Linked DNA regions of Homo sapiens: region 1 is linked to region 2. Evidence: read pairs that join two places in POLR2A ChIA-PET (ENCODE). Cell type or tissue: MCF 10A. All regions are shown on one strand. Each heading gives the region's core, and the rest is flanking DNA. Links, peaks and the distances in the headings are about the cores only. Region 1 has its middle 96 kb from the start of LINC02779. Region 2 has its middle 64 kb from the start of RAB3GAP2.

Region 1 (11,938 bases), core at 4,584-7,083, 56 kb before region 2:
TATAAGGAATTTCAAGATTTAAAAAAAGTTTTCATTTACTCATGAGTTTCATTAACCAGTTTGTCAAAAATGTCCCATTTCTAGTGGTGTAGTGTGTGTTTCATGTTAACTTAATGCTAGTATTTTATCTAAAATCAGCAAGATTTTCAAGGTTTTTGCAACGTGTTCAGATGACACACTCCTCTTTGTTATTAGTATTATCAAATAATTCTAAAGCCTTTCATGGCTTCTGCTCGAAATTTATTTCTCAGACATAATGAATTTCTGTTTTGGGTCTGATCTGAAAAACATGGTTTTACATTTTACTCTCATTATCAGACCAACTATTTTATTTTTAATATACTTTTTTTTTGTTTTGTTTCATATTTCATTAAATTTTTGTCTGTATTTCTTTCATGTTCTATTTAATAAATACATTTTAAAATGGTTGAAACAGAAAAAAAGAAGATATGATACACACACACACCATGAAATACTACTCTGCCATAAAAAAGAATGAATCATAAAAAGGAAAGAAATCATGTCTTTTGCAGCAACATGGATGGAACTGGAGGCCATTATCTTAAGTGCGATAACTCAGAAACAAAAAATCGAATACAGCATGCTGTCACTCATATGTGGGAGCTAAATAATAAGTACACATGGACAGAGAAAGTGGAATAATAGACATTAGAGACTCAGAAAAGTGGGAGGGTGGGAGAGGGGTGAGGGATGAGAAATCACCCAACAGGTACAAGGTACACTATTTGTGTGACACTTATATTAAAAGCCCAGATTTCATCACTGTGCAATATACCAATATAACAAGACTGCATTTATGGCCCCTAAATCTATGAAAACAAATAAATAAATTAATTAAACTAAATAAAAAACAGTGATGATGCTGGCCACAGTTTGGAAAGTGCTTCCTGTGCCATGGTCCCTGTTGTATGAGCTCTAGGTGTGCTGATTTATATAAGCCTCATCACAATTCCACGGCAGTTTCTAAATAACATCCTATGCTTCTGATATTTTGTCTTCTGAAATTTTCTTGCCCTGAGTATGTGAGTTTAGACTCAAGTGATACCTCATTTTTTGATACCTCATTTTTAAAAATTAACACTCAACCTTTAGAACTTATTTTTCGGTAGGGCACAGTATCTTTAAGAGTGTGGACTCTGGAGGCAGCATCACCTGCCTCAATTTGAATCTCAGCTGAACCATTTCCTACTGTAAGATTTGAGGATCCTATAATATTTACCAATAAGATTATTAGGAGATAAGGAAATTTACGCATATTTCCCAAGATTCCACAACTAGTGAGAGAGCTGGAACTTAAACCCTGGTGGAGTTGTCTTCATGTCTCCATTCTACAAAGGGGCTGTTGGTGTTCGCCGGCTCCCTGCAGTCATATTTGCACCGTTGGCATGTCCTCACAGACAAACTTCTTTGCTCTCTATTTAAAACCAAAAAGAAAGAGAAAAGAACTTTCAGCAACCTGCCAGTGGAAGTCCTTGGTACTTCTCTTTTATTGATTAAAATAGACCCAACATATAGTGACTGAAGAAGCTACTACGTGCAAGGCACTATTTGAGGGACTGGGGATACAGAGTCCAATAACACAGCCCTTTTCTGTGAGTTGCTTGTAGTCTATCAAGGGAGAAAACCTGAAAACACATAAGCTAAATGTAGTATGTGAGGCAGGTGGCAATATTAACATTTCCAAATTGGAACTGATTCATTTTTAAACACTGTTATTTCTCTCCTTTGCCTTATCCTTGCTAAGGCAAGGAAGCCAATCCATACCCACGGTCACAGAGAAAGGATGTGGCACAGCAGAAAACAGAAAGGAAGGAGCCTTCCCAGCTCCACCTGTACTAAAGCATTGGCAATATAATTGAAGACAAGTAGCTGATTGCTGGAAGCATTTTTTTCGCTTATCCACTCAGCATTCAGTCACTTACTGTTTTACTCAACTCTTGTTTATTAAGTCACTACTATGAGCCAGGTACAGTTTTAGGCACTGGAGATACAGCAGTGAACATAATAAAGTCCCTGTACCTCAGGGTGCTTGTATTCTCAAGTAAAAAAGACTGAAAATAAGCAAACAAATATATATGAGTCATCAGATGATGATAAATGCTGTAGATAAAAATAAAGCAGGGGAGGGGGAGGGGAGAGGTATTGCTGGAGGTGCAATGGGGAGGAGGTTGCTGTCTTATAGAGAATGGTCCAGGAACAGCCTCTCTAGCTGAGTGACTGGAAGAGGTAAGAGAGCAAACTACATGGCTTACCAGGGAAAGAGCATCTCATACAAGGGGAATAGCAATTCAGAGGCCCTGAGGCAGGAGTATACTTCATGTTATTCATGGGGGCCAGTGTGGAAAGAGTAACTGAAGAGGACAGAGTAGGACATAGACGTCCAGATTATGTAGGACTTCAGATGCCACTGAAAAATGGCTAGCCCTTCCAATGAATGAGATGGGAAGTCATTAGAGTGTTTTGTGCAGAGAAGGGTCACGATTTGACCTTATTTTATTTTATTTTATTTTATTTTATTTTATTTTATTTTATTTTATTTATTTTATTTGAGACAGAATCTCCTCCCTCTGTCACCCAGGCTCTGGAGGGCAGTGGCGTGATCTCAGCTCAATGCAACCTCCACCTCCCAGGTTCAAGTGATTCTCCTGCCTCAGCCTCCCAAGTAGCTGGGATTACAGGCACGTGCCACCATGCCCAGCTAATTTTTGTGTATGTTTAGTAGAGACAGAGTTTCACCATGTTGCCCAGGCTGGTCTCAAACTCCTGACCTCAAGTGATTTGCCAACCTTGGCCTCCCAAAGTGCTGGGATTACAGGCATGAGCCACCATGCCCAGCCTTGCCTTGACTTTTGTTTTAAAAAGACATTCTGGTTCCTGTATCAGTGATTGGGAGCAGGTAAGGAGAGAAGCAAGGAAAAGAGTCTGGAGACTATTAGAGTAATCCCAGGGGGGAGGATGGTTGCTTGGACCCAGCAGTAGCAGTGATGTTGAGACCACAGGATATACTGATGGGCAAAATGTGGGGTATGTGACAGAAAGAGCTGTTAAGCATTCCAGCTCCAAGAGTTTTAGCCAGAGCAAGTGGAAGCTTAGAACTTTAGGCAAGGTGAGGTCTTGTCATTCATCCATTTCAACCCATACATTCACAGTTGTGTGAGAACACTGAGACCTAGAGAGATGAAGTAGCAGCTGCTGATCACATCGGAAATGAGAGACCACAGTAAGATTTTCTAAATCCCAGAGCACTGCCACTTTCTGTCTCTCTTTTGGGATCATCAAGTTGATTTCTCTACCTTGGAGAAGCTGTCACAGGCAGTATTCACTAATGCTCTGGCTGAAGAGAAAGTAATATCTACAAAAGACAATAAAAATTAGGAAACCAATGAATCTGTGTTTTTTAAAAATAATGGCTCCATCTATTGTTTAAATATTTTTGTTTGAGAATAGTTTTCAGTTTACAAAAAAATACAGAGATTCATATACCCCACACCCAGTTTTGCCAGTATTAGTGTCTTAGATTAGTGGTACATTTGTCATAATTGATAAACCAATACTGATACATTATTATTGACTAAAGTTCATATTTTGTTGGGTTTTTCTTTGTTTTTCCCTAATGTCCTTTTTCTATTTCAGGACCCCACCTAGGACATCACATTATATTCAGTCGTTACGTCTCCTTAGACTCCTCTTGGCTATGACATTTTCTCACACCACCCTTGTTTTTGATGACTTTGACAGTTTTGAGAAGTACTCATTAGGTATTTTGTAGAATGTTCCTCAACTGGAACTTCTCTGATGTTTTTCTCATGATTAGAATGGGGTTATATGTCTTTAGGAGGAAGAGCACATATGTCAAATATCATTTCATCACATCCTATCGGGGTACATACAATCAATACAATTTATCACTGTTGATGTTAACCTTGATCCCCTGGCTGAGGTAGTGTTTATCAGATTTCTACACTGTAAAGTTCTTTTATTCCTCCTTTCCATACTGTATGCTTTGGAAGGAAGTCACCATGTGCAGCCCACATTTAAGGATTGGGAAGTTATGGTTCTATGTAGACATATGTGGAATATTTATAAATATTATTTGGAAATCTTCCGTATTGATTTATCTACTCCCCACACATATTTATTTATTCAATCATTTATTTATATCAGTATGCACTGGGCAAGACACCAACAGTGTCCATTATTTCTGATGCAGACAATGAATGAAAGAGTGGTTGGATGAATGACAATAGTTACAGTTGACAATAGAAATGGTAACAGCAAGCATATGTCCACCCAAAACCTTATATGCAAATGTTCCCAGCAATATTATTCATAATAGCCAAAAGGTGGAAACAACCCAAATGTGTATCAACTGATAAATACATAAACAAATTGTGCTATATCTATTCAATGGAATATTATTCAGCTACAGAAAGGAATAAAGTGCTGGTACATAATATAACAACATAGACAAACCTTGAAAACATGGTAAGTGAAAGAAACTAATCACAAAGACCAAATATCATGATTCCATTTATAGGAAAAGTCCAGAACAAGGACATTAAATCTATAAAGACAGAGAGTAGCATAGTAGTTGTTTAGAGCTAGGTGACTGGGAATTAGGGAACTCGGAGGAATGATAGTTACAAGATACAGAGGTTCCTTTTGAGGTGAAGAAAATGTTCTAAAATTGACTATGGTGATGGTTGCCCATGTCTGTGAACTTACTAAAAACCACTAAATTGTATACTTTAAATAGGTGAATTGCATGTTATGTAAATTATATCTCAGAAATTAAATTAAAACAGAAATTGTAACAGCATGCAAGTTGGGAAATACAATTTGGTCTCTCTTATTCTAATGGTAGGCTGATTTGTACTTTAGATCCCTGGTTACCTTTGGCGTGGAAATGGACAGAAACAGAACATTTCAAAATGTTAGGCAACAATTCAGAAACATTCATATTTGGTTCTAGAAAACATTACAGTGGCCAGGTGCCGTCGCTCACACCTGTAATCCCAGCACTTTGGGAGGCTGAGGCAGGCAAATCACTTGAGGTCAGAAGTTCGAGATCGGCCTGTCCAACATGGTGAAACCCCAGCTCTATTAAAAATGACAAAAATTAGCTGGGTATGGTGGCCCGCGCCTATAATCCCAGCTACTTTGGCAGCTGAGGCAGCAGAATCACTTGAACCTGGGAGGCAGAGGTTGTAGTGAGCTGAAATCACACCACTGCAGTCCAGCCTGGGCAATAGAGGGAAACTTTGTGAAAGAAAGGAAAGAAGGAAAGAAAGAAAGAAAAAGAAAGAAAGAAAGAAAGAAAGAAAGAGAAAGAGAGAGAGAGAGAAAGAAAGAAAGAAAGAAAGAAAGAAAGAAAGAAAGAAAGAAAGAAAGAAAGGAAAGAAAGAAAGAAAGAAAGAAAAAGAAAGAAAGAAAGACAGAAAGAAAGAAAGAAGGAAGGAAGGAAGGAAGGAAGGAAGGGAAGGAAGAAAGAAAAGACATTACAGTAATTCTGAGGTTGCCGATACCCCTTTCTAATTATGTTTTGCCTAGGTGACAATATAAATGTATCATCCTTAAGTTAAAATAAAAGACATACAAGAAGAGATGGGCAAGACATTTTCTAAATGGAAAGTCAACTAGGGATAAAATGTGTTTCAAGTAATCCACAAAGAGGAAGAGCAATATGTGAATAATGGAGAGTTGAACACACATATGCACAACACACCAAACCACACCACGTTTTACCCTTAAATTCAGCTGACTCTGTCTCCTTCCTGTGTCTTCCTTCATTAGCTTGATTACCACCTCAGCTATGAATAAATGACACCACACTGTTCTGCCTAAGGCTCAATGAAATGGGCTATTTAAACATTCAATGGAGCCAAAGAGACATAAGTGGGGGGATACAGTGCTAAGCATATGAACTCGAACTTGTTGGCAGATTCTGACCAGCAAATACAGAACACTCTTACTGAGCAGAAATTAGCTCATCATTTGTCTGTGGAGTTGGCCCAGGGCAATCATTTATTTCCAAGTTCCATCTGCAGCCCTGCCATCCCTGCAAAATGGGGTTGGCACCCTCCCAGAAACATGTTTTCAAAGAGGACTCAAGGAATTGCCTCCAGCATTTCTCACAACCTGGCATCTTGCTCTTTCTTTAAGGTAGGACTCACCTAAAAATAACAAAAGCTTTCTGCGTGGGGGAAGGGAAACACCTTAAAGGACTGAGCCTAGCAGCTGGGTGACAGAGGTGTGCTAAAGAAAATATTTTCTCTCTAATGAAATCATACACCACTGCAATGGGAGGAGAGAGGAGAAGCTGGGTCCAGTGTCAATATGAGGGACTGATATATGTTAGGACACATGAGAAAGAAAAGGAAATCTTCCAGGCCAAACAGAGAGCTTTATTCCATGAAAAAACAAGCAGCTGTTAGAGGCTGGTGCTCCATTCCCTGCTGGACTCCCTATTGTGGTCTTTGACACAGTGAAGAAGTATAGAAGACAGAGTTGTGAGGAGGAGTTAGAAAATAAAGAATTCTGGCCCAGCCTTTGCCAGTATTCTGGACCAGTATTGCCAGCTAGTGTCTGCATTCCCGGCCAGTGTCTGCTGAGTTGCTGAGTTTGCTCCCCAGTCTGCCCAGTCCACTCTTCTCCATCCTTGGCACCACTCAGACTTTCTAGGTCAGTCCTAATTTCCAGTACTCTTTACTGTGGCCCCATAAACAACCAAAATTGCAGGAAATTCTAACTTTTTATAAACCAAACTACATCTTTGAGACTATTGCCTGCATCTAGAAATGGATCATGTCTTATTCCATTTGGGCTGTGATAACAAATTACCATAGGCTTGGTGGCTTAAACAACAAACACTTATTTCTCACAGTTCTGGAGGCTGGAAGTCCAAGGTCAGAGTTCCAGCATAGGTGCACATGGTTGAGTTACTGGTGACAGCCTTCTTCTGGTTAAATCCTCACATGGCCTTCTTTTGGTGTACATATGGAGAGTGAGTGAGAGAGAGAGAGAAAGAGAGAGAGATTGTGTGTCTTTTCCTCTTTTTATAAGAGCACTAATCCCATCACGGAGCGTCCACCTTCCAGGCCTCATCTAAACCTAATTGCTTTTCAAAGACCCCACTTCCAAAGAAGTGGACCATCACAATGGGGATTAGCACTTCAATATATAAAATTAGGGGGAAGGGGATACAAACATTCAGTCCATAGCAGACCACAACCCACCAACTGTATATGCTATGGTCTGAATTTGTCATCCAAAATTCATATGTTGAAACTTAATGATCAATGTGATATTATTAAGAGGTGGGGCATTTAGGGGGTGATTAAATCATGACGGTGGAACCCTCATGAATGGGATTTGGGTTCTTACTACAGGGCTTGAGGGAATGGGCTTATTTTCTTCTCCTCTTCGGCTGTGTGAGGACACAATATTTGCCCTTTCTGCCATGTAAGAATGCAGCAAGAAGGCGCTCACCAGACACCAAATGCCAGCACCTTGATCTTGGATTTTCTGACCTCCAGAATTGTAAAAATAAATTTCTGTTGTGTGATATTTTCTGACAGCAGCACAACCTGACTAAGACACCACATACCTCTACTTGGAGGCCAGGCTATGGACAGAGAGAAGGGAAGAGTGAATTTCCTCTCCTGGAAACTCTCCCCTTTCCCTTTGCTCATAGGAAGCTATCAGCTTGCTGGGCAGAGACCATTGTAATATGCACTATGTTGGGTCATTGATGGGAGTGGTAGGGTGGGATAAAGAAAAGCAAATGTTAAAACAAGAATAACATCTTCAGAGTTTCAGCATTGCCTATATTGGCACATTCAATAAAAAATATAACTTACGTGAGTAATCTGGAATGACCTTTTCACGACTCCCTACGCTCCAAAGTACTTGAACGGGACTCTTGCGAAAACTCCCAGAGAAAATTCTTACTTAAACTCACTCCTCCCATCCCCTTCCCTTAAATGCAATACTTGGCACCATCCACTTCATTAAATGACACTTTCTAGGAGCTTGGCAGATGTTTCTGCTCACTCACCCCAGGAAATCCATTTGCCAGGTGCTGTAACCTTAACCAACACAACATTTTACTATTGAACTTGTCATTGATGTGGAGAACATGAATCTAACAGATGAAACAAATGAAAACGCCACAGGGTCACACAATCCTCTTTTGGTAATCTAAGAGATTTGCTCATCATTTTCTTCTCTCTCCTCTTTGTGGAAAAGTTATCCATATCCTTTAGCAGACATTCAAGGCCCTCTGTGATGGTCATTCCAGCCTCCTTACACTTCCAGCCACTCTGCCTAATGACAAGGGCTGTAGCTATGACAAGGGTAGCTCAGCTCTCCCCAAGCATGCTCACTTCTTTCTCACTCCAAAGTCTTTGTGTTTGCAACTTCCTCCCTCCATCAGAAGTGCTTCCTCTCAAATTCCATCTGTTGAAATTCTACCTATACCTCAAAATTTAATTCACATACCAGCTTATCCATGAAGTCTTCCCTGATCTACATCCTCCACCTCTATCCTCTATTGTAATGGACCTCTCTTTCCTCTATGGCCATATCTGTGTATGTATGTGATCATCAAATTTGGCCTAACAATTATCAACTGTTAGCTATCAACAAATATTTTTCACATGCAATCATATATTTTGAAGGATTTTAACTAGACCATCTTTGTGACTATCATGGTACCTAGAAAATCATCTTGCCTGGATCACTTAGCATGTGATAAACTGATAGTATGTAGGACTGGATCTCCAGGTTTTATGAATATTTAATGAGAAGGAACTAAAACAATTGTATAAAATAACTGCTTTTGTTTAAGAACTGAACCTGGCTTTGAAAAAATAGTACGATGCTACATATTTATGGGATGGTCCTGTTACAGATCACAGGATTAGACCACACTCTGGTGGGTGGAGATGAACGATCCTTCGAAAGAGATAAATATCCAGGTTGCTTAATGGTGGGAAAAGAGAACAATCCAGGGTCAGGGAATGAAGACTCAGAAGGAAGGTCTTAGTTTGGCATGAAGGGAAAAATCCTTTTGTGTTTTAGAGCCAGGAATGAGTGGGACTCAGGCTTGGAGACATGGAGATGCCTATAGCAATTCCAGAGGTGGAAGGAGAGCTCCCCTGGACACATGAATGCTAGTTGCATGTGAGACAGAGAGCAGGTGTGAGGTGGGAACCCCACACACTCTGGCCTTGTGCAATGTAGTTATTTCCTTTTTATTATACCCAAATTTTAATAAACTCTCATTATTTGTAGCAGCCTGCTGTATCATATAAAATTAGGTGGAAAGTCAATCTTATACTTCAGATGAAGAGAAGAGAGGGAGACCAATACCCTTGTCGCTATATTCAGAAGGATTATCACAATGATGGTAACTCAGCATAGAGGTGATCTCATGGGGGATTTGGGGAGCTGAAGGAGTCAGCCAGAATACACATTGGCCATTTGGTACTAAAAAGAATGTGATATTAAATCCTTTGTAATTAATTACTTTCTAATTAACAAGTGTGCGGCACTTTATATGTCAGGTATTCTTGACATGTTTGATAACTGTAATTTATTCAAGCGATTACAAACATACATCAGAAGTTAACACAACTCACAGAGGTGCCATTAAACATAACAGAATGCCCAAAATGTTTTTAGCACTTTTCTTTAGGGAATATGCTACTTGAAAGGAAGATGTCTCAAAAGTCGATATTAAATTAGGTTAAAGATAATTACTAGCAGAATGTGTATAAAAGAACAACTCTAATTAATTGCTAAAATTGATATGCCAAAGGTTGACTTTTTGAAAATAAAGTCCAGATTGTTCTGCAGTTTAGACACTATTAGCATTGTCCTCAGCCTTGGGTCACTTCTATCTACAATGTGGAACAATACTGAGCAAAAATGTATTGATTACCTACTAGAATCACTGGCCACACATTGCAAGACCCTTTAGATAATTAAAATACAATTCATATTTCAAGGAGTGCATAGCTTAGTGGAGAATACAGACCCCTAAATAGATTATTAGAAAATAATTTAGTGACTGCACTGACTGAGATATGCAAAGAATAGCATAGAAATTCCAAAAGGAGGGTAGTTATTGAACACTTTTTGGTGAAAAATCTGGAAAACTTCTTGCTTACATATGTTTCACACTGAATTAATTAGTTTTTAGGTCATGCAAATAGACTTTTAATTGCAATTATTTTGCTGCCATACCAAGCAGTCATTCACCTGGTTTTTGTGGCTGGAGTTTTCTTATAATTAATTATAGCACCAAGTGCCAAACAAAGGTGGTAAGAGGGCTAGTCACTTTCTGAATGGTGGAGTGAGGACATTGGCAAATCCTACCTTAGAAAGCACTGATAAAACTAGCAAAATTATCAAAAGCAGTCATTTCAGAACTCTGAAAATAACCAAACACATAGATAAATTGAAATACATTTATTTAAGAAAAACTACTGAATCTTGGTAGGAACAATGGGATCTGTGACATTTCAGTTTGGAGCTGTTCTCATCCTTCCCCCTTGGTCAATGATACAGTAGTCAATGAAGGCTAGCAGCCTCACTGTCGTGGAGGGGGTTGAACTGATTTGAAACTCCCCAGAAAAGCCCCATGCCTGGGACATGGTCAAATCTGATAGCAAGTAGTGACAAACAATTGGGAAACCCAACATTGGGAAAGCCAACTGCCTAAGCCTGCAGTGCTGGTAGGGATAAGTGAAAGACCGATCAGAATTTAAGAGGCATAAGGGGGAAAATGAGACAGCCATGAGGATTTTGAAAAGCTCTGATATATTCCTGGGGATCTGGAAGATTGTACACATGCACAGGATTGCATTTACACTCAGGAAAGACTAAAGAGGGCCCCAGGGCCTTTGGCTGACCATGAGACTCTGTGCAAGCAGAAAGTGAAAGTCAAAGTAGAATTGTGAACTGTCTAAACTTTGAATGTATGCACCATCCCAAACATAGATCCCATGGCATAGAGTGGAAACCTTGTTAACTCAGGGTGTTTTAGGTAAACTTCTGAGCAATCATTGGATGACTGTTCAACTATGCTGACTCAGGTGTGACTATTAGGAAGCCTACTCAAAAATAAAAACAATAATTTAAAAAATCTAAAAACCTAATCAGAGACTTCAGTGGCCACACATTGAAGAGTTTCTACCAGTTCAGGCAAGTCACTAAACAGGTAAACAAAGAAAAGACCAAAAATAAAGATTCTGGCCAGGCGCAGTAGCTCATGCCTGTAATCCCAGCACTTTGGGAGGCTGAGGGAGGCGGATCATCTTAGGTCGGGAGTTTGAGACCAGCCTGACCAACATGGAGAAACCCCATCTCTATTAAAAATACAAAATTAGCCAGGCGTGGTGGCACATGTCTGTAATCCCAGCTACTTGAGAGGCTGAGAGAGGAGAATCGCTTGAACCCAGGAAGTGGAGGTTGCATTGAGCCGAGATTGTGCCATTGCATTCCAGCCTGGGCAACAAGATTGAAACTCAGTCTCAAAATAAAAAAAAAAATAAAAGTAAAAATAAATTTCTTGGGAAGATCAAATTCCAGAGGGGCCACAATATGATCTAAAATGTCTAGTTTTTTTAATTACCAGAAATATAAAAGAGCAGGAAAATGTAGCCCATATACAGGAAAATAAGCAGTCAACAGAAACCATCTACAAGACAGCCTAGATGTAGGACTTAGTAGACAAAGACTTCAAATCACTATTATAAATATGTTCAAAGAACTAAAAGACTCCATGTTTGAATAGTTACATAAAAGTATAACAACAATGCCTCACCAATTGGAGAATATAAATAGGAAAATAGAAATTATAAAAAGAGCCAAATGAAAATTCTGGAGTTGCAAAGTAAAATAACTAAAATGA
Region 2 (11,938 bases), core at 5,652-8,151:
CAGCTCACTGCAACCTCCGCCTCCTGGGTTCAAGCAATTCTTGTGCCTCAGCCTCCCGAGTAGCTGGGATTACAGGCATGCACCACCACGCCCGGCTAATTTTGTAATTTTAGTAGAGAAGGGGTTTCTCCATATTGGTCAGGCTGGTCTTGAACTCCCAACCTCAGGTGATCTGCCCACCTTGGCCTCCCAAAGTGCTGTGATTACAGGCATGAGCCACTGCGCCCAGCAATAAATGTTATTTTAAACCACAGTGTTGGGGTGATTTGTTAGGTAGCAACAGATAACAGATACACTATTGCATTTTATTTATTTTTTTACTCATATTTTGATGTAGGACAGCAAAGTTTCAACTTTGTAATGGGAATATTCATAAATTACTATATAGTCACATAGTAGACAGTAATTCCAATAAATATTGCATTTTCTTAATCTGGTCTGTCATAACTTGGTGAATTCTAGTTAAGGGTACACCTAAGGCTCAGCAGCCTGAGTCAGTGAAGAAGAATATACTGAGAACAAGAAGCTAAAATTAAGAGGGGCGAGGGCTGGAGATACCTGCCTCAGCTGCAGAGGCAGCTGAAGAGTTCAACACATGATGTTTAAAGTTAGAGGAACTCAAGTGAAGGGGAACAAGCTAACAGGTTTAAGAGGGCAGTACACATTTTCAGGTAGGTGAGCAGAGACCACATGGTGGTCACCCATTCCTGGGAGCTCAGCAGGGCTAGAAGTATGGGGAAAACTGTTCTCCAACCCGGAGGAAGGACTTTTCTTCCTGTCTTATGGGACCTAGATAAAGAGACAAAAATAATATACATGAAACCTTCAGAGGGATAATGAACTACTCAGTTACTTGGACTATATGTTCAAAGAACAGAAAGCTTCAGTGTTTTCAACATTAAAATGACCTCCACACAAAAGTATGCATATTAATTCACCTATCACCAGCTGACCTGTCCTTAGGTACAAATAATTAGATTGAAGATGGGTCACAGATGCATTCTATGGCTTGGAAATGATACATAAAATTTCCTAGATATGAATGAAAAGGATTTGTGAGAATAAACCACTACTCTTCAGCAATAGAAAGGTTTAGACTCTGCAGGCATTTGAATGTGACAGTTAAATTTCTCAGCCAGCCCCAAATCATCTCTTCCTTCACAGCAGTGGTTTTTGGAAATCCATTGTATACTCTCTTTTCTTCATGAACTATTCACTCGAGCATCAGCACCATATTTATGTATAAGTTAAATGAAACCTCTCACCATGAGAGAACCCTGTGTTCTAATCAGCAAGCATGAAAAGTAATAATGGAATTGAAGTTATAGATGCTGAGTATTTGTTAGAGGTTGAAAGGTAATATATCATGTGTCCGTGACTATCTGAAATCATCCCATATTCATTCTGTGGGAGGTTACTATAGATTTTCTACACATTTGCCAACAAGAATAAAAAGAAAGAGAGCAATGTTAGAGACTGTGTTCAAAATAACTATCTGTTGCTATTGGTAACTAAGACTTGCAGTAAATTGAAATGTAGGATTCTATGTCTCTTTTTGATTTTCAGATGGTTGAAACTTTTAGAAAAGGGACTTAGTTTATTTTTGGTTTATATAGTTCAAATACTTCTCAGAAGGTCAGTAGGCCTTGGGAAGGTTTATATGCCATATTTAGAGGACTAAAGCTATGTTTTAAATAAGAATGTTTGGGACTTATCAAAAAAATTAAACTTAAAAAATGAATTGGGCCAGGCATGGTGGCTCACTCCTGTAATCCCAACACTTTGGGAGGCCAAGGTGGCCAGATCACTTGAGGCCAGGAGTTCAAGATTACCAACATGGTGAAACCCTGTCTCTACTAAAAATACAAAAATTAGCCAGGCATGGTGGTGGGTGCCTGCTCCCAGCTACTCAGGAGGCTGAGGTACACGAATTGCTTGAGCCCAGGAGGCGGATGTTGCAGTGAGCCGAGATCGCGCCACTGCATTCCAGCCTGGGTGACAGAGTGAGACTTTACCTCAAAAAAAAAAAAAAAAAAAAAAAGAATTGGAAGATAAGTAGGATAGCAGTTGGTGACCCAGCCCCTGGCATGTCCCTACTCATGGCCATCATCACAGATCTTCTCACTTCATGGCAGCTATTACTCATACTCCATGGACCTTTCCAGTGTCCTCTTACAATTGGTTTGGCTTTTTCTCTCAATCTTCACCCTGTGCTCACTCTTTGGACTTGATGAAGGCATTTGGCTAACCCAGTATACACACTGGGACTTTCGCAGTTACAAATAAGAGAGTATTCAACCCAAACTGGCCTAAACCAAAAAGGTAATGTGTTGGCTCATGTGATTGGAAATTTCAGAAGTTCAGGCACATCATGATGCAGGAGTTCAAATGATATTTCCAGGACCCATTTTCTCTCTGTCCCATGACTCAACTGCTGTATTGATTCCATTCTCAGATGGGCTCTTTCCCTGTGGCCTCAGAATGGCTGCCACCTGCTCTGGAAACAACTTATTTCTAGGTTTAAATCTGGTAGAAAACAGTGGGTGTCTTTGATTCAGAATTCTTAAGAACTGTCCAGGCCAGTCATGGTGGCTCACGCCTGTAATCCCAGCACTTTGGGAGGCAGAGGCAGGTGGATCACCTGAGGTCAGGAGTTTGAGACCAGCCTGACCAACATGGTGAAACCCCATCTCTGCTAAAAATACAAAAAATTAGCCAGGCGTGGTGGTGCATGCTTGTAATCCCAGCTGCTTGGGATGCTGGGGCAGGAGAATTGCTTGAACCTGGGAGGCAGAGGTTGCAGTGAGCCAAGATTGTGCCACTGCACTCCAGCTTGGGTAGCAGAGTGAGACTCCGTCTCAAAAATATATATATAAATAAAAAGAAAAGAAAAAGAAATGTCCAGAAATTCACACAGATAAGACCAGTCTAGATCCCACTCTTGTGCCAAGAAAACATGGTATGCCAGTTGACTCAGGCCTCAATCCAATTTCCACCCCCAGACCTAGAGCTCCATCTAGACCACAAGGAATGAAATGCATAAGGGATGAATCTCAAAATGAAAAAGGGGGCTATTGACAGGAAAGGAAGGATTGGATGCCAGGGATGCACACAAAAAATACCCATTACATCTGGTTTTGACCCTTAGCTCTCCCTGGGCTCAGATTGCACTCAATACTCCAGTTATATTGAACTCTATTCCTCTAACTTGCCGTGTTCTCTTTCCTGTTTGTGCTATCCCGCATACTGAGATACATGCAATGGAGCCTGAGCCTATTGCTTGCCCATCATGAAAGGGTGAAAATGATTTTACTCTAAGACATAGAGTAAGGCTTCCATAATTGAGGTTATTGGACTCTGCCCAGTGAAGCACCCTAGCAACCCCAGAGACCTATAGAAATGAGTATTATTGCTTCCAAAGTGTGCTGATTGTGTATAGGGAAGCACAACTACTTTTCAAAATCTATCCTGATGTAGAATGAACTATAATAGTGAAGGAGACCAGAATATGCCACCCCAAAATAGGCCTTTTTGGCATAAGGATTATTCTGAGCTGAAGGCAATTGAGGAACATCATACCCAGAAAAAGCTCTGAAGCAGAGCATAAATTTCCCTTTCTTAAAGGAAGCTTACATTTTATAAAAGAAATTTACATTTGCAAAAGTGTCTCCCTCTCCCAAACCAGGAAGGAGGAGGATGGCTGCTGCAACTCCTATCAATGGAGAAGGCACCACCTGAAATCTGCATAACAAACCTTGATAAACAACTCTTGTTTCCACACAGCCCTTGGTCACCTTGCATAACTTACCCCCTCAGCAAGCCCCAAACCTCTTTTTCTTTGTCTAGCCTAAGAAGGCATGTAAACACTAAGTTCTGGCTGCCTCCTTGAGCCACATTTTACTTTACCCAGAACCATGCATATGTGTGTAACTAAAACTGTTTTTTTCACTCATTACTCTGTCACTAAAGAGGCTAGAGGAAAAGTTTTCCCTTCCCGACAAAAGAATGTCTGTAGCAGATCTGTAGATCTGTAGTGCCCAGAAGCACTTAACATGGTGGCCAATACAATTTGGGAGTGCTGGCTGGGCACGGTGTCTCATGCCTGTATCCCAGCACTTTGGGTGGCTGAGGCGGGTGGATTGCCTGAGGTGAGGAGTTCGAGACCAGCCAGACCAACATGGAGAAATCCCGTCTCTACTAAAAATAAAAAAATTAGCCAGTCTTGGTGGCATGTGCCTGTAATCCCAGCTAATCGGGAGGCTGAGATAGGAGAATCGCTTGAACCTGGGAGGAGGAGGTTGCAGTGAGCCAAGATTGTGCCACTGCACTCCAGCCTGGGCAACAGAGTGAGACTCTGTCTAAAAAAAAAAAAAAAAAAGAAAATCTATATATATCTATATATATGGATATACACACACATATATATGCGTGTGTGTGCTTTAATCTCTGTTGTTTCAAGAATATTTAAGGATTTATCCTCAAGTAATCAATCCCTTTGAGACTACCAGGCATCTGATGTGGTTGTTCAACCCAGAGAAAAGAAAGCTGACTTCGAGTATATGCAGGACTGAGAACTAAGTAATAAAGTGAAAAAACTAGAGTTATTTTGTGATTTTTTTTTTCAGCATACAAATAGAGCTAAAAGGAGAAGTTCAAACAGAGCACATTTCATTCCATATAAGTTTATTAAGAGTAACTAAGTGCCAGAGTTGAGTGTATAACATTGTAATGACATCAATAAGATAGGACTCTCAAGTAGAAAATAGTCTAACAAGAATCAGACAAATGAACAAAACACACATTATCTCCTTATCAGAGAGTGCTAAAAAATAAAAATTAAAAAATACACACATTAACACGCAAACTAACAAATGTCGCCAAGGTGGCAGTAACCCTGCTTGAGAGTCACTACGCCCTTTCCACTTCTCTTCCAACATTCCCACCTGGAAAAGAGGTGAGCAGGTGCAGGCTCTGCAACACTCTAGTCTCTGCTTGGCGTATTCCAGCTGTGGAATCCTCCTCCCCTATTTTTGCCTTCCCTGTAAATCCTGCTGTTTCCAGGCCATCATGGCACTTTGCTGCTGCTTTCCCTACTGTTGTGAAAGGCCTGTGAACTGGAAGAAGGCTCACTGAATAATTTAAAGGCAGCTTCTCACTTCCAGAAGCAATGCTCTAGTTACCTAAGATAGCATCAGGCCACCCAGCATTCCGTCTGTGCCTGAGGCAGGTATACACTGGTGAGGCATTGTAGCTAAAACAGCCAGTGAGTCAGCAATGGCAACAACCACCCAAAGAATCTCATTAATTGTGGACTTCACTCAGAGATGGGGGATGATGCTGCATGTGGAAGAGAAGCTGGTTAGATTAATTGGTCAGCAGCAGGACAGCAGGCAAAAGTGTGCTATGTCAACACATTCATAAAGAGATACATGTTTGTGTTTGTTTTTCAACCAAGGACGCAAGTTTTATCTACTTCCTCTTTACTGCCACAAGCCTGTCAGGCTCTGTCGCCCAGGCTGGAGTGCAGTGGCATGATCTCAGCTCACTGCAATCTCCAACTCCCTGGTTCAAGCGATTTTCCTGCCTCAGCTTCCAGAGTAGCTGGGACTACAGGCGCCCGCCATCACGCCTGGCTAATTTTTGTATATTTAGTAGAGATGGAGTTTCACCATGTTGGCCAGGATGGTCTCGATCTCCTGACCTCATGATCCACCCACCTCAGCCTCCCAAAGTGTTGGGATTACAGGCGTGAGCCACCGGGCCCAGCCAGGCATTTGAATAAACACCTTCGTTAGGGAATTCAGAGGAACACAAATCAAGAATACATTTGAGTCCTAAACATAAACAGAAGAACACCTTCTGTGAGGGAAACAAAATGCAGGAAGATCCAGAACTCCCCAGCAAGCTTTGTTAATTCAAGTCCCCAACAACATTTGTTTCTAAACATTCCTTAAATTCCGCATGTACTCATAAGATTTCTAGGTGTGACTACTGAAATGTGCTGATTTAGTTAGGGCTAAATATTGAACAGTTGCTAACGTTGGAGGAAGAATGGAAACAAATCCAAGAAACAAGCTCCTCTTTATATCCACCCTGTGATGGTTGCTCTTGTTAGTTTAATTAAGCTCCTGGATTAATGCAGGTAAGCCCTTCCTGATTCATTCCTTATACATATAGGGAACCCAGCATGAGCCTAAGCTGGGTTCACTCTAGGACTCAGGCATGTCAAGGCTTGTTGCAAAAACTCATGGGTCAGCAACAGAGACTTACTTATGAGAAAGGTAGAAGAACCTCCCGGAGAAGAACCTTTCTTAGGAAAGAGAGCTTCTAAGGCAAACAAGTTTGATACAAGGACAGTGGTCCAGAGTAGGAGGGGTAAAAGGGCAAAAGAAGTGAGATGGGAGCCCCCTTGGAGGTTGAAGAAGCACCAAACTCCTTTTGTTTTTGAGACTCCTGAAATATTACATTAAGAAATACCAAAACTGGGTTATATAAAGAGGCATTTCGCAAATTTACATTTAACATATTAATGTCTTTAACATTAACACAAAACACATTGCAAATAATGGTATTATTCACAAGATCATGAATGGATTTAGAAGTATTAGTAATTGATAATTTAGTATAGTGATGTGGTCCAATATAGGGACACAAGAAAAGGGCTGTGTGGTGAGTGCTGTCTTCTTTCACTTCAGGTGGCATCTCTCTGAGATGGGATGAATAACCTCATTTGGAGTCATCTCTGTCATTGGCCTGTGTCTGTCCCTCGGAGTATCCTCCTGCTCAGCCTTCACTGACCCAGCCTGAAATCTATGCCTAGGGGCTGCAGGAAAATAGCAAGTAGAAACCACAAGAGCTCTTAAGCTCTGAGAGATGCTGAGCATGCAAACCTTCTGGTGCCAACAACTTCTTCAGCAACTTTGTTGACTTTGGCAACCACAGGAGTCAGCTCAGACATTATCGCCTTGACCAGGCATCAGTAGCCTTGGCACAGGTGTTGCTGGGCAATCACAGCAGTGGAAGTGCCTTTGGCCAACACCAGCAGCGGCTTCATCTTCCAGGCATATTGGCAACAGGAACGTGGCTTTCAGTATTGGTTATAAGAATGATGGCTGATGAAAACCAAGGCTGGCAGGAAAACTGCAATAGCCATGGGGTAACCAGGAGGATCTTGTTCCATCAATTAATTCTTCCCTGCCCTCTCTCTTGGGGGCTAGCCTTCCCCCAGATAGTACACTTTCTGTTTGTCTGTGGCTGATCTCATGGGGACAGACCATGTAAGGAATCACTGCCTTGATTGAGTGGGTGAGCCTAAATAGTTCTGGGGGGTTAGTATTCAGAAGACCCCTTGGCCATAGATATAAGGCTCATTTTCCCATATAAGCTTTATCAGTAATTTTTTAAATGTTACAACTTTGACTCTATATGCTGTTCTTTTGGCTTATTTCTAGATTGATTCATAACTCAGGAATGAGAAGTGCTGTTTTATTAAGACTCTCAAATACTAAAGGAATCATCGTTATCATCATAATCATCATCAACATCATCAATCCTCATTACTGCATTCCCAGGCCCCGGTATATTATTTGGCTTTAGCAGACATCTAAATATATATGTAGCCAGGCGTGGTGGCTCATGCTTTTAATCCCAGCACTTTGGGAGGCCAAGGCAGGTCGATCACCTGAGGCCTAGAGTTTGAGACCAGCCTGGCCAACATGGTAAAACCCTGTCTCTATTTTAAAAAATACAAAAAATTAGCCAGGCATGGTGACAGGTGCCTGTAATCCCAGCTACTCGGGATGCTGAGGCAGGAGAATCACTTGAGGGTGAGGTTGGGAGGTGGAGGTTGTGGCAAGCCAAGATTGTGCCACTGCACTCAGCGAAATTCCATCTCAAAAAAATAAATAGTCCAGGCGCAGTGGCTCACACCTGTAATCCCAGCACTTTGGGAGGCCGAGGCAGGTGGAATACTTGAGGTAAAGAGTTCGAGACCAGCCTGGCCAAACAAAACCCCATCTCTACTAAAAATACAAAAATTAGCCAGACGTGGTGGTGTGCACCTGTAAGCCCAACTACTCAGGAGGCTGAGGCAGGAGAATCACTTGAACACAGGAGGTGGAGGTTGCAGTGAGCCGAGACCATGCCATTGCACTCCACCCTGGGTAACAAGAGTGAAACTCTGCCTCAAAAGAAAAGTGTGTGTGTGTGTGTGTGTGTGTGTGAAATAATGAATATATGAGAAAATATACAATACTCACTCCAGTACAGTATAAAAAATATCTGGTTAGAATTTGAGGGATGTGTAATAAGAAAAAGGCATATCCAGAGAAGAACTGTTTGATTATTGTTACAATGACTCAGTTTTTACCTGAAGGCTGGTATATCCCAGGAAACATAGCTTATTGATTGATTGATTCATACTTTCACAAAACATATTTTGAGCATTCAACATGCACTAGACATATAGAACTAGAATGCCTACCCTTAAGCAGTTAATAATCTAGTTGGGTAAGCAGATCTGAGTGTGAGTAACTGAAATTCAGTATGATGAAAGATTTATTGATGATGTGATGTAAGCCAGTTAGTATCATAGCATAGAGGAAGTAACAATTTTGCTTGTCAAGAGAGTTAAGAAAGTTCCAGAAAGCTAAAGACAAAAAATTTCAACTAAAAGTCTATTGATTTACAGTATGGAAAAAAAAGAAAGGCTTGGGACATTGAGCAAATCACCAGTTAACTGGAAGTTTTTCTGGAAGCCAGCAAATGGAATGGTTCAAATCAACCAATGATCCATTCATTCTATAAGTATTAATTTAGGGCCTACTTTGTGCTAAGAACTGCCCAAGGCCTGGGGTTGATGCAAGTATTACAAAAAAGGACCAAGACACCTGAAGCTAGATGTGAGAGTGGAACATAGACCTTTCCCAGCTGTCATCTCAGGACTAGCTTTAACTCCGAGGCTCTACACTTGGAAGATGTTTCCTTTCTACAGGGATTCCACAGGGAGGGGGAAAAACAAGGAATTTGGGCTTCAAACCAAACTTGAACCTGATGATCCCTGACACTTTAATGAAGATAATCAAATCCAGAAAAATCTCAAATCAAAGTTGTTTTTCTTTAAAAAGACAGGGTCTACCTCGGTCACCCAGGCTGGAGTGCAGCATGGCACAATCATAGCTTACTGCAGTCTCGAACTCCTGAGTTCAAGCAATCCTCCCACCTTACCCTCCCAAGTAGCTAGGACTACGGAGCATGTCACTATGCTTGGCTAATGTTTTAATTTTTTGTAGAGAAGGGATCTATGTTGCCCATGCTGGTCTCAAACTTTCGGCCTCAAGCAATACTCCCACCTCAGCCTAGATGAAACTTTTGAGCATATTCTGTATTATCAGCAGTAGATTATAAAATTACCTTTGGACAAGGATTCATTTGCCCTGGAATCCTCAATTTTCATAGAAATAACACCTCAATTTACAAGGTACACACTGGCACAGATATTTATGCCACATGATACTTTCTCCCTGGCTATAGTAAATAAGATAAAGAGTAGCCATGTAAGATGAACCAATTTCTCTATAGAATTAAAAATGGGGCTAAGAGACATTTGCAAATTAATGATGGCTGCCTGAATTGAAGCAATATAAACTTGGATACTGTGCAGTCTTCTTTCCACCTTGTGCACGGACAAGCAGAGGGCAATTTGTGAGAGAGGAAGCTGATGCACAGTGAGAAAGAACATGAATGAAACTGGCTGCTAATGGCTTAAGTCCCTGTGAAACAGCCTCAGCTCCTGCTCTTGGGTCCTGTTGCCCTCTAATAAATCCTCCATACATCTGCTCTTCTGCTTAAGTTATTTAGCAGAGTCTTCTTATTTGTCATCAAAAGAGCCTTAGACTTAAAAAAAAAAAATGAACAGAGGCCCTCTTGTGGGATGTACGGTTTGTAACTCTCCAGCTGCAAAAGGTTCAGTTGGTTTGCATGGTCCGAAACTTCTATTTCATTGTGGAGAGGGTGGCTAAAGATGAACTTACACACATCATCCTACAAATTATTGCTTGTTCTTGGAAATGCAATTGCTCAAGGAGGTTGGCTGCTGAGACTTCAAGATGGTGGCAAGGATATGCAGGCATGGGTGTTACTTCAAACAGATAATAAAACTGAAAATAAACTGGACTGAGTTTAGCAACGCTTGCCCTAGACTGGATGGATTATGCCTCTTATGTGGTGTTATTCTAACTCAGTTGAGAAAACAACCGATGTCCTGTTATTACGCGCTAAAGGGACTGTGCTTTTGAGTATAGAGGACTTTCCATGGGTTGAAGGTTGCACTTTTTCCTAAAGGAAATAGAAATTTCCAGAACCTATCATATTGAATGGACAGATCCAGATCAGAAAGAAAAGACACAGAAGGCAGGGAACTTTTTACCTTTTGGGGGATATGGGGACATGAGGCCTGGGGCTCAGCAGAAGGGGGGACATACTGAAGGTCTTCCTCCTATGGTAGGAAGAAGAAAGCTGACCTCTACAACTGTGAGGCAGGCCAGAAACTATGCAGGCCTCAGTAGTCTACCCTGAGAACAGTCAGATCTAATATCAGTTTTACATTTCTCTAGATTGTAATTTCCTCTTGCAGAATTGAAGCTTTCAGTAAAGTTTTATTACAATCTGATCTTGGCTTAGCTTCAAGTAAAAGAAGGTGTTATATGGAATGGTAAAGGGGGCGCAGGTTTCCTCATCCTGAGGTCAGCTTTATGGTGGCAGCACCGATTGAAGGGAGGTAGAATGTTCTGGAACTGCATCAAGTGACCTGCAGAGAAGTGAATGATGGTCCATGGTAGAGTGGAGTTTGCCAGTCTGGAATCAGGCAAAGCAGAGTCATAGATGTGGCACGACTGACTTGGGAACCATCATGAGACAACTTTCCCCCACCCACATCTTGCTGAGCATGCCTGAGGGAAAGGAAAAATTATAGAAGAGATTGGCTAGATGCTCAACAATATCCTTTTCCTCCGCTGAGCACACAGATGACTACATCTTCCATTCCCTTGCATTGGCCAAGGGAACATGACTGGAAGGGATGTAGACCCTTCAATATAGGGGTGTAGACACTTTAATGTCTGGACCCTAAAATCTGCATGCATCCTCTGCTTAATCTCTCTTTGTTTGCTGGTCAGCTCAATTCAGATGATATGCAGAGGACTCCAAAAAGGCTGTAGAAGACAGCAAGCTCCATTGATAGAAGAAGCCTGAATCCCTGAGTCATCACTTAGAGGGGAGCTGCCAGAACTGTTTTGAGTTGTGATGGGAGCAAAGAATAAACATTTATTGTGTTAAACCACTGAGATTTTGAGGTTGTTTGTTACTGCAACTAACATTAATTTCTCTAATACGGCAACATAAAAAGATTCTATCTGAAGTCCTATCATTACACAGATGAGGGCCTTTGAATGGTCAAAGATTTGGGTTACATGAATCAGACATACATCCTTCCCCCAAAGAGTTTGCGGTCCAGTAAGAAGCTTAAAGAAAAAGTGACAATAGAAGGATAGGCAGGAACCTCATAAACGACTTTGTTTTTCCTGTTGTAGACTTTAGTGATGAGGCACAGAGAACCCAGAAAAGGTTTAGACAAACATTCTCATTATATTATTCCCTTGACAGAACTGTCAAGAATGGAGAGCTTGTTTTACTAAGGTGGTAAAGTCACTGAAATTCTACCCTCGAATTAAGAGAAACCTTCATTATTTTTTTTCATCTCTGATCAGGTCATAGGTTTTCGTTTGTAACCTTTATTTCTGCATTACCAAGACTGTATTTTACTTTCCTGAAACTATGGGAAAACAAAAGCAATTAAAGAGACACTATACTAGGTCAGTTATTACTAAACCAAGATCTTGTTAACACAATGCTAACATAAGTCCACAAGCAGCTACAAATC

The links. Peaks named below come from ENCODE experiments on the same cell type or tissue, not always from the same donor. Only the 100,000 strongest peaks of a DNase experiment are listed, where the experiment ranks them.
Region 1: POLR2A ChIA-PET joins it to region 2 with 25 read pairs; 2 of 35 experiments call an interaction of 5 or more read pairs at or near these places.

The regions. Positions count from the first base shown.
Region 1 is chr1:220,385,847-220,397,784 of GRCh38, reverse strand. No RefSeq gene overlaps it. Among named protein-coding and RNA genes, the nearest start is that of LINC02779, 96 kb to the left of the region's middle. In MCF 10A, for the core only: no CTCF peak of the experiment used is centred there; a DNase peak (open chromatin) is centred at 6,144.
Region 2 is chr1:220,330,841-220,342,778 of GRCh38, reverse strand. No RefSeq gene overlaps it. Among named protein-coding and RNA genes, the nearest start is that of RAB3GAP2, 64 kb to the right of the region's middle. RefSeq lists enhancers at 3,241-3,747, 3,748-4,255, 5,779-6,286, 5,689-6,888. In MCF 10A, for the core only: no CTCF peak of the experiment used is centred there; DNase peaks (open chromatin) are centred at 6,228 and 6,928.